Regions from separate parts of the Homo sapiens genome. Here region 2 is linked to region 1. A link is a loop called in an ENCODE intact Hi-C map of the cell type or tissue named here. Cell type or tissue: ascending aorta. All regions are shown on one strand.

Evidence for each region. Hi-C counts contacts between places; a loop is a spot of excess contacts. Peaks named below come from ENCODE experiments on the same cell type or tissue, not always from the same donor. Only the 100,000 strongest peaks of a DNase experiment are listed, where the experiment ranks them.
Region 2: a loop joins it to region 1, with 3 times the contacts of the local background. A loop is called at or near these places in 2 of 110 quality-filtered maps.

What each region holds. Positions count from the first base shown.
Region 1 is chr5:17,126,377-17,128,876 of GRCh38, reverse strand. No RefSeq gene overlaps it. Among named protein-coding and RNA genes, the nearest start is that of MIR10522, 28 kb to the left of the region's middle. In ascending aorta, no CTCF peak of the experiment used is centred here; no DNase peak of the experiment used is centred here; H3K4me3 peaks cover 527 bases; H3K27ac peaks cover 1,581 bases.
Region 2 is chr5:16,885,121-16,887,620 of GRCh38, reverse strand. All of the region lies in intron 1 of MYO10 (myosin X), which reads left to right. Among named protein-coding and RNA genes, the nearest start is that of MYO10, 50 kb to the left of the region's middle. In ascending aorta, no CTCF peak of the experiment used is centred here; DNase peaks (open chromatin) are centred at 1,120 and 1,442; H3K27ac peaks cover 2,147 bases.

The DNA of each region.
Region 1 (2,500 bases):
CAGGGTCTTGCTATGTTTCCCAGGCTGGTCTCAAACTCCTGGGCTCAAGTGATCCTCCTGCCTCAGCCTCCCAGAGTGCTGGGATTACAGGCATGAGCCACTGCACCCGGCCCACTTGTACTTAATAGTTGCCTGGTCAACTCTCTCAGGAGCTGTTGCCAGCGTTGGAACTGACCAGGAGAGAGGCAAAAACATAGTGGTGCACAGCAGAAGAGAAGGGGTTTCTGATGGGACAAGGCAACAAAATGAATGTGTCACTGGTCCAAGCAGCAAAGCACTCATTTGTCCCCTTCAAATTTCAGACCCTCAGTATTGAAATGTCCTCAGGGTGATCTGAGGAACCAGATGAGAGTCTGATGCTAGGACCTCAAATGTCCTAAAATGTATTTAGATAAAGTACTAATTATTTCTACTTCGTTTCACAACTTTGCAAGAGAAACAGCCATTTTTATTTTGAGAGGTTCTTAAATAGGCACAGGAAAGTAATATAATTTGCCAAAGATGACAGAAAGTCTACGAGAAGTTGAAGTCTTTTTACCTTTTCACGTATTTTCTTTAAAAAAAAAAAGTATCCGGTTTCTTTGCAATATGCTGCAGTTTATCCTATTTATGAGGTTTGTTTTCTTATTGGATCAAGAGTTTGCTGGGGATGGGGAAAAAGAGACTTAGGGAATTTTTAAAAACTCGCCTTAAACACTTAGGGTTATTAATTCTCACGAAGAAAAATATTTATTTAAAGAGCTGATTCATCGTATTATAACCTTGCGAATAAACATACCAAGGGGCTGAGTATAGGGAGGAAATATGGAGAATTAGTCATGAAAAGCATTCAAAGGAAGAGGCCGGGCAGGAGAATTAGCAATGAATAGGGCCAGAAGGAGAAGGGGCCGCCAGTCAGTAAGCACCTGGTATTGACAGACTTTATTTCATTTAGTCTCAACCACAGGTAAACACAGTATCTCCATTTTATAGATGTGGAGACTGAGGCATGGGGCAGTACGTACATTATTTTGAGTTCATACAGGTAATACCTGATAGATCAAGGTTGGGAACAAAGGTTGGTCTGAGGGAAGTCTCTTTTCTACTCCACATACTACGATGGAAAGAAAACTGGACTTGGCCTGGCACAGTGGCTCACGCCTATAATCCCAGCACTTTGGGAGGCCGAGGCAGGCAGATCACTTGAGGTCAAGAGTTCGAGACCAGCCTGGCCAGCATGTTGAGACCCCCGTCTCTACTAAAAATACAAAAATTAGCCAGGCGTGGCAGTGCACACCTGTAATCCCAGCTACTTGGGAGGTTGAGGCAAGAGAATCACTTGACCTCGGGAGACAGAGGTTGCAGTGAACCAAGATTGTGCCACTGCACTCCAGCCTGGGCAACAGAGTAAGACTTCATCTAAAAGAGAGAGAGAGACAGACAAAGAGAGAGAAGGAAGGAAGAGAGGGAGGGAGGGAGAAGAAAGAAAGAAAGAGAGAGAGAAAGAGAAAGAGAGAAAGGAGAGGAGAGGAGAGGAGAAAGACTAAATGTAGGGAAGGGGAAAGGGAGCTGGTCTAAGTTTTAGACCCAGCTGTACTACTGGTTGACTGTGTGGCCTTAGGAAAAATGCCGTGATTCATCTGGGCCTTGGATTTCTGAGAGATTGAGGTCTGTGAAAGATTGAGGTCCATAACTTGAGGCAAGGTCCAAGCCCATCACTTTTTTTGGAGAAATAACATTTATTCTGCCCACTGTTGTAATCTAAACCAACCTGAGAATTTGTCATCCCTCTACATCGGTGCCATTGTGAAGGGGAGCTCACTGGGCATTGGGTCAGGCATAAATTAATATGTAACAGGGAACAAGTGTGTTTGGAAAGAAATGGGCTTTATCGTGCTCATCTCAGCACTGTCCACTAATTTAATTGAAGTATAATTTAAATATTATGAAATGTAGAGATCTTTGTGATTCAAGGGGGTTTGACAATTGTATACACATATGTAAACCACCACCCAAATTAAGTTAAACAACGTTTCAACACCCCAGAAAGTTCCCTCGTGCCCCTTTCCAATGAGTTCTACCAAGAAGGAAACCACTGTTGCGATTTCTGTCACCATCAATTAGTTTTACCTGTTCCAGAACTTCACCTACGTGTAATCGTATCTGTGAATCCATCTTCATTTCTAGAGGAACAGCTATGGTTCCAGGAGGTGGGTGGCAAATTATCTTCCTGTTGACTGTGGAGTCAGGGTTGTGAGGTCCATTCAGTGGCAGAATGAAAGTCAGATGAGATGTTGGTATTTGCTTCTTCACCCCAGGAAGTTCATAGATTTTTTAAAAACGAAATCTGGGACCGGGCACAGTGGCTCACGCCTGTAATCTCAGCACTTTGGGAGGCCGAGGCAGACGGATCACAAGGTGAGGAGTTTGAGACCAGCCTGGCCAACATGGTGAAACCCTGTCTCTACTAAAAAATACAAAAATTAGCCCGGCATGTAATCCCAGCTACTCAGCAGGCTGA
Region 2 (2,500 bases), 240 kb after region 1:
TACTTGGGAGGCTGAGGTAGGAGAATCACTTGAACCCAGAAGGCAGAGATTTCAGTAAGCCGAGATCATGCCACTGCATTCCAGCCTGGGCGGCGGAGCTAGACTCCATCTAAAAATAATAATAATAATAAAACTCAGGACTCAATCAGTTGGCAAGTTGGAACCCATAACTATGGGAATAAACTCTTTACAGAATCACACATTTATAATTGAGGCATCCTGCCATTTAGCATAGTTCATTTTGGTTTTGATTTTGATTGGAAGTGTGGGATGGCGGTGAATCTTTGTATCTTTTCCTTTGGAACATTGACCAAAGATTAGTGTATTGTTGGTGATACCTTTTACCGCTTTCTTTTCCTCTCCACCTCTTACTATCGTAAACTTTTCATGTTATCCTCTGGATGAAAGCTGCTATTCCTAGTGGTGACAGAGTTTGACACTGTGGGCAGGATAAGGGGAAGGAATGTGGGTGCTATTCGATCCTTCCCATCCGGTGCACTAGAGAGCTGGGAAGGACCAAAAACATGGGACAAATTGGTCTGTGAACTTTATGGTAATGAGCACAGGCAGGCCTCAGTTTACAACCCTACTGTGTTTTTTTTAGGTGTGTTTATTAGTATTTGGAACACTGTGGTCTTCAGTGGCAATAGTGTTTTTTTGTTTTTGCTTTGTTTTTTTTTTTTTTTTTGGAGATGGAGTCTCGCTCTGGCACCCATGCTGGAGTGCAGTGGCACGATCTTGGCTCACTGGAACCTCTGCCTCCCTGGTTCAAGCGATTCTCATGCTTCAGACTCCCAAGTAGCTGAGATTACAAGCCCGTGCCACCACATCCAGCTAATTTTGGTATTTTTAGTAGAGGCGGGGTTTCACCATGTTGACCAGGATGGTGTCAAACTCCTGATCTCAAGTGATCCGCCTTCCTCAGCCTCCCAGAGTGCTGGGATTACAGTCAGGAGCCACTGTGCCCAGCCGCAGTAGTGTTACAAATGATCTTTTAGCCCATAGGCAAGCTTGAGAAATGATGATGACGATGATGATGTAGCTGAAAGCTATAAATAGCTGAAATATATTCCTTCAAAAAATGTAGAGCATTTCAGCAATAGGCCAGTCTGGGGAGTTACCCAACACTTCTGGCAGCGCCTTTGAGAAGAAATTATGTCGGAATTCTGAAGCACAATGTCAGGAACACATTTTCCCCTGGGATTAGCTCTCTGATGGGCACGGGACAGTTGTTCTTGCGGTTGCCTATATAGAGAACAAACGTCTATAATTGTTCTCCAGCCCAAAGAAAAATATTACAAACTCGGGACTCTCAAACCACACATTTCCAACTTTATCAACTATGTGCTCACCAAGTTTCTCTCTTGAGACTCACTTTATTACTTTTCCTTCCTCTGTAGTTGGTCAGGGTGGAGCTTTGACTTGCCATCTCCTTCAGCTCCGCATCCTTTGACCTGAGCCTAAAAACCGCCTGTGTTCCTTTCAGGGCCTACATGGCCGTGGCTGAACTGAAGCTTTCCTCTGTAGAATTGGATGCAGTTCTTCAGAAATGATTGCCAGCTTCGGGTTTAAAACCCTGTAGTCTCAAGACAAGGAATTGAGTCAGAGGGACTCATTTAGCTGTCGTGGGTGCCCTACTCTGTTTGAGTACTCTATGGCAAGGACCTATGAAGGCCACCGACTGCTATGGGGGATGCCTGGGTGTCCAGGGATGCTTGGGGACTGGCTGCTACCACTTCAGGTCCCCTGCTGAGGGTGGCTGTCTCTGCAGGGGAGAAGTCTTAGATTTCACCTTCCCCTTCATTTCTGAATCTTAGGGTTGTGCCCCAGCTCACAGTGCTCCCTCATCCTTGTGGCTCGCGTTAGCGCTGCATTTGTCATACTCATTTTATACCTGTGATGATGCCACCACCCCCCAACCCCCGCCGTTTTTTTTTGTTGTTTTTGTTGAGACAGAGTCTTGCCCTGTTGCCTGGGCTGGAGTGCAGTGGTATGATCTTGGCTCACTGCAACCTCTGTCCTCCGGGTTCAAGTGATTCTCCTGCCCAGCCTCCCAAGTAGCTGGGATTACAGGCACCCACCACTGCGCCCAGCTAATTTTTTGCATTTTTAGTAGAGACGGAGTTTCATCATGTTGGCCAGGCTGGTCTTGAACTCCTGACCTCAGGTGATCCGCCTGCCTTGGCCTCCCAAAGTGCAGGGATTACAGGCATGAGCCACTGTGCCCGGCCGATGAGCACCTTGCTTTGCTCTTCTCTCCATTCTTATCTGCACATGGCTAAGTTTTCTGACAAGCTTTGCACTGGGGTTTGCAAGCATTTGGGAGTTGAGACAGCATCTGAGGTTAAAGAGCACAGTGGACAGGCTGTGTCTGCATGGTTCCAATAATCTGCATTAAAAGTCGGCTCTCCCTTAAAAAAAAAAAAAAGCAGAGTGGACAGAGAGGAGGAAGAGTGTTCTTCTAGCACCACTGCCCACCTGTCGGCCTCTGCTCCTCTTT